3 separate regions of the Mus musculus genome follow, and all the other regions are linked to region 3. The links are chromatin loops, found by intact Hi-C in ENCODE. Cell type or tissue: left cerebral cortex. All regions are shown on one strand. Region 1 overlaps 4930546K05Rik (RIKEN cDNA 4930546K05 gene). Region 2 overlaps Sorl1 (sortilin-related receptor, LDLR class A repeats-containing). Region 3 holds the start of Sorl1 (sortilin-related receptor, LDLR class A repeats-containing).

Region 1 (4,000 bases), 56 kb before region 3:
GCCACTTCCTGATGACTAAGCGTTCAAATACATGAGCCTGTAGGAGCCATTCTTATTCAAACCACCACAGCAAGAATTCTCAGGTCAGACGGATGAAGGCTATCTTGTTATATCTGATATATAAGGGACAATCATAGAAGCCCTTAACGAAAAACGAAAGGGATACTTATAATTACAGGTATCGAGTTGGGTGGTGAACTCAATTCAGATAGACCACGGCAGTGGGTTCAGTTCAATGTTTGCAGGCAATTTGAAAAAGCAGAGGTGATCTTTAGAAGTATTAATAAAAACCACTATCAAAGTAAATTAATGAAATGTGTCAGATGCTGAAGAATGACTCAGGTGTTAAAAGCACTGGCTGCACCTTCAGAGGACCTGGGTTCAAGTCTCAGCACTCACATGGTGACTCACAACAATCTATAGCTCTGGGAAATCATCTCACATTGTCTTCTGGCCTCTGTGGGCCCGAGGCATGGACATGGTACACAGACACATATTCAGGCAGAACATCTATACATATTTAATAATTAATAGCAGCAATAATAATTTTAAAACATAGGGAATGCTAGTTATCTCCTCATGTCTATTGTGTTCAGTTTTTCATAGCAGCAGAATAACAAAAGCAATAACAAATCAGAATAAATGCATTTGTTACCTGCTGCTGCTGTGACAAACCACACAAAGTTAGTGTCTTAAATCAACACAATTTACTGCTTTATACTTTGAGAAGCTGGAAATAAACAAGGGTCTTCTGGAGGCTAGAGGAGACCCTCTGTGTTCTTGCTTTGTCTAGAGGCCACCTTCCTCTTTGGCTACTACCCTCTCCCCCATCTTCAAAACCAGTAACAAAGCATCTTCAGCCATTCTCTCACCTCTCTCCTTTATCCCTTTCTGAAGGACCCTCACACATGCATTGCCCCCCCCCCCCAGATAAAGCAGGGTAAATCCCTTCTCTTGAAATACCTAATTTAACCTCATCTGGAAAGTATCTTTGTCATGACCTTCAGGGACAAGATAATGAACATCTTTGTGGAGTCCTACTATGTCCACCATAAAAAAAAAAAAAAAGAATTTTTCAGCCTCACTTGCAGCTAGACTTGACATATGTGACTAAGCTCTGGAGGTGGATGTGAGCTCTGAAAGCTGTCAGGATAAAAATAAAACCACGGTGTCTATCCTGAAAGGAAGAATGGAAGAAGAAAGAAATAGTCCCAAAGATTAGACAGAGGTACAAACTTGCACCTGCAACCTCTACACTCTGCAGGGACACCTGCTCATTGGTTGATTGCACTGTGGAGCCAAGAACCATGTTTGTTGAAAGCATCATAGGTAGGTAGTTGTCTTAGTTTGGGCTTTATTGCTGTGAAGAGACACCATGAGCAAGGCAACTTTCATAGGGGAGAACCTTTAATTGGGCTGGCTTACAGCTTCAGAGGTTCAGTCCATTATCATTATGGCAGAAAGCATGGCAGTGTCCAGGCAGACATGGTGCTGGAGAAGGAGCTGAGTGTTCTACATCTTGATGCAAAGGCAGCCAGAAGGAAACTCTCTTCTACAGACAGCCAGGAGGAACCTCTCTTTCCATACTGGATAGAACTTGAGCATAGAGATCTCAAAGACCCCTCACTCACACAGTGACACACTTACTACGCAAAAGCCACTCCAATAACGCCACACCTCCTAATAGTGCCACTTCCATTGAGTCAACCACATTCAAACTACTGTAAAGCTTACCGGGGACCCCCTGAATTAACCATGCAGAATCGATGCAAAAAGCAAGAGGAATTTATTGTTCTAGTGCACTGGGGTTATCCCAGGCCCTAAGGAAAGGCTGCCACCCCCAGAGGCCTGTTTGGAGAGTTTTTATTTGTTTTCCAGGGGCGGAATAGAGCATCAGCATATCACAATATGATTTGGTGGAACAGTGCGCCCTTTAAACTGATTGGTCTTTAGGGAATGAGGAAGTAGGGGCTTACTCAGCCTCTCCCTTCTGGTCTCCGTGCTCTCTACCTGTCTCTTCCAGGAGCGGAGGAGTCCAGTGGAATTTTGGAAAATTCCAAAGCTCTGAGCTGACCTCTTTGCTACCACAGCAGTCTAGGGCACTTCTTTCTCCTTCCACAAGTATGCACAGAGCTTGCTAACTCAAGTGGATTCTCACTGTTCTGTGTTTCCAAGCACACCCTTGCCCTGGAGCATCTCGATAATGGCATAACTACTTCCCTTCTTAGTCCTGTTCTTAGAGGAAGCGATTGCTGTCTTGGAGAAGTGGAACCATGAGTCTTTGGAACCTGGCAGCTGAGGCCAATTCTTGGGTGTTGATCAACAACAGAAGTGTGTGCCTTTATAATTCTTGGGCCAATGCCAGCTACAAACTTAGACTTCTCTTAAACTTCTGTTCAAGGAAAGAACCAACTTCCATCTACCTCACTAAAGCTATGTAGGCAGAGTTTTAACTCATCAAAGAGCACATTCTATGCTCAGGAAATAGAATTGACAGAAACTTCCAGACTGAAAACTAACTCTCTCTCTCTCTCTCATTCTCTCTCTCTCTCTCTCTCTCTCTCTCTCTCTCTCTCTCTCTCTCTCTCTCTCTTGTTCATTGGTGTGTATTTTGTTTTCTTGTATGTCTTTGTGAAGGTGTTACATCCCCAGAGTTATAGGTAGTTGTACACTACCATGTAGGAGCTGGGAATTGAACCCAGGTCCTCTAGAAGAACAGCCAGTGCTCTTAACCACTAAGCCATCTATCTCTCCAGCCCATGACAGAAACTCTCAGACAAGAAGTGTCTAACAAAAACTCTTATATCTGTGTGTTTAAAATAAAGAAATAAGGGGTAAAGCCAAGGAAAACTGGGTAACTTTATAAGTGCTAAGTGACCATAGAGTAGCATTAATCTTTATAAAACACTTTTAGCCTGATAGTCCAGGGTCTGGATTGGTCAGGTCACAACTGAAATATTTCATTTGCTTCCCTGGACTCGGATTGGACATTAAAAAAAAAAAAAAAACGTATGTCAGGCTTTCTGTGGAAGAATGAAGGGATTTGAAACTACTTTAGACCTAGGATGGCAAAGGCACCAAGGGCATCAGAGGGCCTGTGGATACTTATGGAGAACCCACCAGGTGTAAAGCCCACTGAGAACTAAAGGAGAGAAAATCCTTGCCCTCAAAGGAAATAAGTAGCAGGAAGCATTTATATACATGTAAATTTACGTTAATTTATGTAAATGTATACAAGGTAACTCCCAGACAGCTTCCAGAGTGGCCCATTAGGAATCCATTTGTTGGGGGGAGGGTTGCAGTGGGAGGGGCTGGGGATATGGCTCAATAGGCAAAGGGCTCACTGTGCAAGCTTGAGGATCTGCACTTATCCTCAGCACCCAGACAAAGAGCCAGGCATGGCAGCGTGCACAGGCAACCCCAGTGCTAGGGCCAGGCACAGTGGGGAATTAGCAAACCAGATTAGCCGAACTGGTGAATTCTAGGTTTAGAGGGGGACCTTGTCTTGGAAAATAAGGCAGAGAATGATAGAGCAAGACACACTAGATGTTGACCTCTGACCACTTCATATGCATATGCACACACACATGCACCGGTGCATACACTAAATAAATGCACACAGAAAGGGAGAGGGAGAGAGAGGGAGAGAGAGGGAGAGAGAGGGAGAGAGAGGAGAGAGAGGGAGAGAGAGGGAGAAAGAGGGAGGGAGAGGGAGAGAGAGGGAGAGAGAGGGAGAGAGAGGAAGAGAGAGGGAGGGAGAGGGAGAGGGAGAAAAAGAAGAGACAGGGACAGACATAGAGGGTGGGGGGAAGATCTGTGTGTCTGTTTGAAGAGGGCTTCCTTTTCTTTGTCTTGAGGCTCTTGTTATATGACCCAAATTGCTCTTGAACTTGCGCTCCTCCTCCTTCCTCCTTCTGAGTTCTGTGTTTACATGTGTTGACACCACTCCTGGTTCATGGACGTTACCTAGTTTTGCTTCCATTGCTTTTGTTTCCATGTT
Region 2 (4,000 bases), 69 kb after region 3:
CCTCCTTCTCTTCTTCTTAAAAGAGATCTTTTCTACCCTTCTCTCTCTACTTCTTCCTTTAAAAAAACAAAAACAAAAACAAAAACCCAAGGTCTCTCACTGTGTAGCCCATGCTGTCTTGAAACTTAACAGTGTAGCTCCAATTGGTGTAGAATTTGCCAATCCCGCCGGGCAGTGTTGGCGCGTGCCTTTAATCCCAGCACTTGGGAGGCAGAGGCAGGCAGATTTCTGAGTTCGAGGCCAGCCTGGTCTATGGAGTGAGTTCCAGGACAGCCAGGGCTACACAGAGAAACCCTGTCTCGAAAAACAAAGAAAAAACAACAAAAGAATTTGCCAATCCCCCTGCCTCAGCCTCCCAAGTACTAAGATTACAGGCATCAGTTGCTGTGCCTGGCTTATTTCTCTTCTTTGGACATCAACCTGTCCTCTCACACTGGTGTCGTCTGTGGTGACCTTTGGATGCTTCTGGAGCGCTACGTTCAGGTCAGAGAGCTGAGACCTCTGGAAATCACTTAAGCTTGTTATGTCTGTGACATAACTATTTCCTTCTGTTTTAGAGGGCATTGGGAGAAACAAACAAGTGAACTAATATTTATTTCTTTGAATAAAAACTATCATCTTTCTTTTAATTACTCGTTCAAGGTTAACATATAAAGAAACTCATTATGGTAATTTTATTTACTTTTTAGCATATATGACATTATTATTATTATTATTACTCAGCTATCCACGTCCTACTGCCCTGCCTGCTGTCCCCTTCTCCATCCTTCCTGCTTCTCTTCCTTCCCCAAGACAATTCCTCCTGCTTCCTTATCACATGTAACTAGAGAGTTTTGAACATGTCTTTGCTTTTAAAAGTGTTGTTTCCAAAGGTTTGTGCATAAGACAACTAATAGTTAAAATGACAAAAATTAACGACAGGCAAATAGTGGTTGTAGAATGCACACCACTTGCCAGGTGACTTCTGCTGTGCTAAATTTAGTCTTAGGGGTTGTCCTAGATGGAACTGGAAGAGATGCTAGGGTTAAATGCTTCATCTTACAAACGGAGAAGCTGAGGCTCAGGAAGAAGTAACCATCAGCTTGTAGAGTCATTTTTGAGAGTTAGTCTTGGATTATGTCTAAGAAAAAACAAACAAACAAACAAACAAAACCAAAGTGTTGGGAGTTTGTAGATTTTCTCCCCTCGAGGTTTGATTTTATCCAGCATAATTTCTTGGCTTCCCTTCACGAAGCTATCGAACCAGAGTTACCGATGGAAAAGACAGACTGACCCTCATCTCTGTTCGTGTTAGGCTTGAACCCTTTAGCTGGGTGATCGCGGGAGGCAGAGAGGGCTTCTGTAATCACACTGTGTGGTGGGAAGAAGCAGGCTTCCCCTACTTTTGCTCCCATTAGAACTGGCCGGGGGCAAGACGTGGGTGCTTTGAAAAGGGGATTTTAACAGCTGGTTTCCCACTTTGCTTAACTGGGCATGTACTGAGCCTTGAAGAGGTAGAGAGGCAAAGGTCTGGTCTTGGCTTTCCACTTGGCTGCTCTTGGCCTTGGGTGGCATGGGGCAGCTGCTTCCCCAGAGCCTAGAGGCAGGGGAGGTTGTGTCTGTAGATGACACCCGCATCCCTGTTCAGATTAGCTTTTGCTCAGAGGATAATATTCACAGAGCCTGCTTCCCCCGGATCTGCTGGTGTTTGCTTGTCTAGTCATTTAACTTACACCACACACACTGAGCAAGTGGTACTTATGCCAGGTACTGTGGGTCTAAAGATGAATAGGATGCTCTGGTCGCCTCCTACCCCCACGAGAGCTTCACCCTCTGGCTGTAAGGTAGGTGAGGAGGTAATTGTGGTGGTTAGTAAACTGCTATGTGAGGAAAGCATATAGGATCCGGGGCTTGGTGTCCTGGGCATAGATTTCATTCTTTGGATAGTTTTAGTTTTCAGATTTGGGAGTCGGTTCTCAATTTTCCTTGTTTAACGTCTCCACAGATTACATTAGCATTCCAAGCTGGCTCCTCTGAAGGAGCGCGTGTGATTTTAGTCCTCTTACACCATCTGTCGGTGCATATGTGCCCAGGGAACTCAGCATCATTCTTCGCTAGCTGTAGCAAAACACGGCCAGGAAAATAAACCTGCTGACGGAAAACCATAATGCCTTCCCTGGGCATTTCATAATGGCTTTGGGGGGTCTGCGGTGGACCTCGTGGGCATGGTGGTGCTCTTCTATGGGCACGGGCTATTTGGAAGTGTCTGCAACACATAGTTCAAGTAAATACAGACTGGCCTCCTTTTGACAGGTACATGTGTCCTAGGAACCAGCTCAGACTTGGCAGGGTTCCATACAGCCACCTGGCGTTTACCAAGTGTGTTGTTCTCAGAGGTGTTTGCTCCTCCTTCCGCTGTTCTAAAAGGCAGAGGAGGAGAGTGGAGGTAGTCCACAGTCTCCAAAGACAAACAGCCATTCCCTGTGCCTTGTAGACTCCAGTGAGGCCATGTGCTAGGCTTTTTGATGGTTGTGAGAAATACACCAAAGAAACAGGGCAAAGCTGGGAGAGTCCGTTTTGAGTTCACAGTGTCGCAGGATTCAGTCCCGCTTGGCTGCTCCATGGCCTTCGGGAAGCTGGGCGGCATTAGCTTGTCAGGGAGCACGTGGCTGAGCAGAGCTACTCAGCAGGGTAGGCCTGCTGACTAGGTGTAGCCTTTCAGGGCGTGCCCTCTACAACCTCTTTCCTGTAACTAAGCCCTACCCACTACTCTCCAACACCTCCCCATAATGTCACCATGGTATGAGCCTATCAGGGGATTAAAGTCAGAGCCCTCATGATATGGCCACCTCTCAGAGACGGGCTCCACCATGAGAGCACAAAGCCTTTCCAGCCATGTTGACAAAACTGGCTTCAGGCTCTGGGCCTCTGACCTCCCTGACCATAGCAACCTCTCTGTCCTTTGAGCCTCAGAATTTTGGGGGGTATCCTATTCATTTAGATTGATTGTGTTCAGACTTCATGTTTTAACTCCATTTCATTCTATGCCTGGATTCTTCAACTCATTAGCAAGGCTTTTGTAGACCCGCATTCCTGTTCTATACAAGTTAGCAGGCACTTAGCAAATATTTGATCTATCAATAAATAGGTCACGCATACTTGGGCATCTGAGATTGCTTTTTTCTTTCTTTCATTTTTTTTTAAACATCCATTTAAAAAGGGGGAAGGGATCTGGGTAGGGTGCTATTTACACAGCTCCAAGGGAGACCGCTGCTGTTGTGTTCTGTGTAAATGACAACCCCTGAGCAGTGGGGGCTTCCTGAATGTGTGCAGCCAGGCAGCCAGAGAGAAGATCTGATCCACCCTCCGTATCTTCCATACGAGGACGTAATATAATTTGTGGGAGTTAGCGCCCACACTGGAACATGAGCAGATTTCTGCTAGGAATCATTTCAGGTCAATTGCACAAACATTTGTTGAACAACTACAGTGAACCAGATGTTGTGCTAGACACCAGTGATGGAGAGGCGAGTGGGGCCTGGTTCAGGATCTGCCTGTGCCCATGGGAACGCTAGGGCGTCGGAGCCAGTTGGAGAGAGAGTGGGAGAAGGAAGGACAGGAGGTTCTGCGTATCTGAAGATGAATAGAATGTGGTCCCTCACCTTTAAGCATTTTGCTTTTTATTTGTAATGTAGGCAAAGAGAGCCAAATAGAGCAGAGTCTTTTGTTTTAATCAGAGGCCTGAGGTTGGGGTATTTGTTTCCCCCACTCCTTGGCGGTTTATTTACTATTTCATGGCATTCATTCTCTGATTAGTACAGCAGCTAAGATCCCTCTGTTTGCCTTCTCCATTGAGACTTTATCATCGGTGTTAAGTAAAACAGAGCAGGAAGGGTAAAGCTTTGCTTTGCTTTGGTTTGCCTTTGCGTCCACTTGTCTGAAGTGTGCAAACAAGAGCCCAAGGGGCTAGGGATTTGCTTTTGCATCCATTCAGCATGCTTGACCAGGAACCTGCCTGGAG
Region 3 (4,000 bases):
AGAGCCGACTATCCACCTAAGAATGGCTTAGAATGTAGATAATGATTAGAGAGGAAGGCATTCGAGGAGTAAATTAACCGTGTTCAAGCATTCTTGCCAGTTTTATAGCATTGAAATTACAAATCCAAATCAAAATGAGCAAGTAGCTGGTCCTGCCCTACTAATCCTTCCACGCAAATTGCCACCTGAAGCTGAAGCCAGCAGTTCACAGGGGCAGACCGCTTTGTCTTCCACACAACAACTAGAAGCCGCTTGGGGTTGTTTTCTGCTGAGAGCCTAACTCATCGAAGATGGTTCTCATTAAAGATAGCCTGACAAACAACCGATGATCAAATCTCATGCAGGGTGTTCTGACTGTAGGCTGTTCCTTTAGTCTTCTCCTGGGAGTCAAAGATGGCAGAGGTGCTGATGGTTCAGTGGCTGTGAGTTAGGTGGCTCAACAATCATCTGAGTTGGGGAGGGAAAGGGTTGTGGGAGGGTGGGAGGCTGCAGAACCTCAGCTGGGGCGGGTTGAGGGAGATGAAGGGATGCTGGCATTCTTTCACAGGTGATAGTCATATTTTGAGCTCATAGTTACAGAGGCTGGGAGGGAAGTCTGTGAGCATGGCGTTGGCACCTTCTCAGCTTCCAGCAAGAGCCGGATGCTGCTTCAGCTCATAGGAGGTCTAGCTGTTTTAGAGATAAAACAAGGAGGGCTCCTTGCTTTATGAGAACTGCTTTAGGCGGAGCTAAAGTTCAACTGCTCTACCCACTGTTCTTGGGAGAACAAACTTACTCCACTGAGAAAGGCCCGGTTCCTCTCAATAGCATAATCAACCCTTAAAGGCACCCACCACAATGGCAATACACTTCAACCCAGGGACAAACCCAGTTCAGATCATGACAGGTTCTGGCGGGTTGCCCAAAGCGGTATAGATTGGAGGGAGGGAGGAACGAAGGAACTAGATTAGGCTAACTAGACTGAAGTTGAATGGCAAGTAAACAAGAGACAGAACCAAGCTCCGGGCTTGCTGAAGTGGCAGAAAGGTGTGTGTGTGTGTGTGTGTGTGTGTGTGTGTGTGTGTGTGTGTGTGTGTGTGTGTGTGTGTGTGTGTGTGTGAGAGAGAGAGAGAGAGAGAGAGAGAGAGAGAGAGAGAGAGAGAGAGAGAGAGAGATCGAGAGAGATCACCTTCCCTTCTCTAAACCAATGGACGGCTTTGAGTCATCCCAATAACCAGGACTGGAGTCTGGAGAGACCTAGGATGAAATACAGGTTAATACTTAACTGCTCCCACCAGCTGGGGGAAAAATGTATAAAAGCGGTTACAATCTGGCTCTTGGAGCTGATTTTAAGGTGCATTGAAAGTGCACCCCGTCTTTGGGCATCTGATTCCTCCAGTACATGAGCAGTCTTTACAGCCTTTACAACTAATGGTGTTTGGTTGAAACACACATCTTAGCTCTGAGAGTGGCTCAATGCTGGAACATCTTAAGGGACCAAAGCAGGAGGCTGGTAGGGCCCTGGGCCATGCCTAGTGTAGTTGTCCAGGTGGAGCAAGTATAGCCTAGGTTTTACTGCTTCTGGGCAGGGTGTTTGTCTGCTATACTCTGCTGGACGCAGGGGCAGTTAGTTCAGCTTGATCAAAGGTAGTTTGAGCTGTAGCCATTTCAAGCGCATTTCTGGTAGTTGAAACCACGTAAGTTTCACAAACCAGCAGGTTCATCTTGACTTACTTTGTTGGTGTGCTAAGGGCCAGTTCTGTGGTTTGCTTTCCATTGGAGGTGAACATGAGGCCAAGGCCCAGGAAGGTGGTTGAGTGGCTGCACAAGGTGCAGAGACTGATGGCAGTTTGGGGCGACCAGGGTACCCCAGGAGCCCATGGAGTAGCTAACTCAACCCGGGGAAATAGAGCACGGCGCCCACGCAACTCTTCACTGCGGTAGGGAGGGCGAGGTGTGCGCGAAGGGGACCACGGTGCCCTCAGGCGGGCGCTCCCTGCCTTGACTTCCCCATCCCAGGGGGCGGGGCCGCAGTCGCAGCGAGCGGAGAAAGTGCGCGAAGGGGGACGCGCTGCGAGCTCACACGTGACGGCACGGCGCCGAGCGAGCGGGACCCGGCGGCGGCGGTGGCCGTGGCTGCGGTGGCGGGCGCAGCGGAGCGGCCCGGGCGGCTTGGAGCCCCGGGAGCGGCGCGCGCGGCCCCGGCCCTGGCCCCGCGCTGTCCCGGCGCGCGCTGCACATTCTCTCCTGGCGGCGGCGCCACCTGCGGGAGCGTTCGCCCGAACATGGCGACACGGAGCAGCAGGAGGGAGTCGAGACTCCCTTTCCTATTCGCCCTGGTCGCGCTGCTACCCCGCGGGGCTCTCGGCGGGGGCTGGACGCAGAGATTGCACGGTGGCCCGGCGCCCTTGCCCCAGGACCGGGGCTTCTTCGTGGTGCAGGGCGACCCGCGCGATCTCCGGCTAGGAACGCACGGGGATGCCCCGGGGGCGAGCCCGGCGGCCAGGAAGCCACTCAGGACCCGGCGGAGCGCTGCTCTGCAGCCCCAGCCTATCCAGGTGTATGGACAGGTGAGCACTTCTGCAAGCCACCTCCTTCCAGCCCCTTTCTCTCCCACCACTTCCTCACCCCCGCACCCATCCTTTGCAGTCGCTTCCCAGGTGCTGGCTCCGCTTGGGGACTTCCCGGCTGGCATGTTTGTTTCATTTCTTTTTCTTCTCCTTTCCCCCTGTACATCACATGAGTACAGCCGTCAGCACTCTGGTCGCATAGATCTTTTTTCTTTTTCCTCCTTTCTGTCGATTTTAGCAGATGTGTTCCAGGTAACTGGAAGGGTGCAGAGCCTCTCTTCCCTAGCCTGTATGCAGACAGACTAGGGTAGTTTCTGGCAGGATTTTGAGGGGTACAGCATAAATTTTACATCTGGATAAAAACGGGCATAACCCCCCTCCCTTCCACCCCAACTCCCGTACCATCCTTTGGCAGCGGGAGCGAGAATCCTGCAGTTGTAAAGCACTTAAGCAGAATTGCAGAGGAGGGCATGCCATGTTTATTCTCATGAACCCCAGTAAAGGTGGGCAACTCTCAAAGCGCTACGAATGCCCCTTGTGTACCCAGTAGACATATGTGTGCGTGTGAGCTCGTGAATATCTGCGTGTAAGGCTGGATTCTCTTCGTTGGGAGTACAGCACATCAATCCGTCCCCTTTCCATCCCAGCCCTTCAAGGTGATGGCTTTATTTTAGATAGAAACTATCTCTTATGACACTTGGGATTTGAGACTACTGCAAGAAATTTGCTGGGCTTAATATTCATTAAAGGATTTATTTCTATCCAGGCAATGGGTTTATTAGGTCATAAGTAACACACATTTCACTCATGGCCCCCACTGACTGCTGGGTTGCCAAGTTGAATTTGTCCCCCTTCGTATCAGCGCTGGTGGAATCAATTTGCCCGTATTATTGTCTACTCAGAGACTCCCAGTCCTTCAGTTAAGATTGACATCAGCAAAACTAGAAGGTCGGTGGGAGAGAAATGGTGGGCCTGATGGAGCTGACCAACACAACCATGTCCCAGAGCGACTGTTGCTTTCTAAAGTACAAATTAAGTGATTAGCTGGGGGTTCTGCCTTTCTTCACTGATTTTGGCTATAGCAAAGTCTTCCTTCAGGCCATACATAGAGTTAAGCAATCAACTCCTGGAGCCAGAAAGCGTCTCATAAAACATGCCACCCTATTGTGTCACCCTATTGTGTCACGTTTTGAGTGAAGAAACCCAAACTGTGACAGGTGCGATGACTGGTCCAAGGTCACGCAGGAAAGGGCTGTGAGCACTGTAGTTCTCTTGCCTGCATGGTCTCACTGACCTTTGGGTGCTGGGAGGTGGGGGGTCACCTTGTCTCTGCTCAGTGCTTCCTAAACATCTCCTTTCTAAAATAAAATGTATATATCGTTATGAAGACAGAGGGGCGGTTGTGTGTGGGTGGGAGTAGCTGACATCTGCCCACCACCAGACCACTTGCC

The links. Hi-C counts contacts between places; a loop is a spot of excess contacts. Peaks named below come from ENCODE experiments on the same cell type or tissue, not always from the same donor. Only the 100,000 strongest peaks of a DNase experiment are listed, where the experiment ranks them.
Region 1: it touches region 3 in a loop (2.4-fold over the local background); 5 of 42 quality-filtered maps call a loop at or near these places.
Region 2: a loop joins it to region 3, with 4 times the contacts of the local background. A loop is called at or near these places in 9 of 42 quality-filtered maps.

Annotation. Positions count from the first base shown.
Region 1 is chr9:42,178,540-42,182,539 of GRCm38, reverse strand. It overlaps 4930546K05Rik (RIKEN cDNA 4930546K05 gene), which reads left to right. Exons shown (of 7, transcript NR_040754.1): 7 at 1-302. Among named protein-coding and RNA genes, the nearest start is that of Gm36390, 11 kb to the left of the region's middle. In left cerebral cortex, no CTCF peak of the experiment used is centred here; DNase peaks (open chromatin) are centred at 1,196 and 2,325; H3K27ac peaks cover 785 bases.
Region 2 is chr9:42,053,240-42,057,239 of GRCm38, reverse strand. All of the region lies in intron 12 of Sorl1 (sortilin-related receptor, LDLR class A repeats-containing), which reads left to right. Among named protein-coding and RNA genes, the nearest start is that of Gm16214, 33 kb to the right of the region's middle. In left cerebral cortex, a CTCF peak has its summit at 2,070; DNase peaks (open chromatin) are centred at 1,736, 2,039, 2,300 and 3,431; H3K27ac peaks cover 2,226 bases.
Region 3 is chr9:42,122,378-42,126,377 of GRCm38, reverse strand. It overlaps Sorl1 (sortilin-related receptor, LDLR class A repeats-containing), which reads left to right and starts at 2,081. Exons shown (of 48, transcript NM_011436.4): 1 at 2,081-2,549. The coding sequence starts at 2,265. In left cerebral cortex, a CTCF peak has its summit at 2,257 (motif pointing left); DNase peaks (open chromatin) are centred at 2,609, 2,946, 3,667, 3,857 and 2 more places; H3K4me3 peaks cover 2,328 bases; H3K27ac peaks cover 2,192 bases.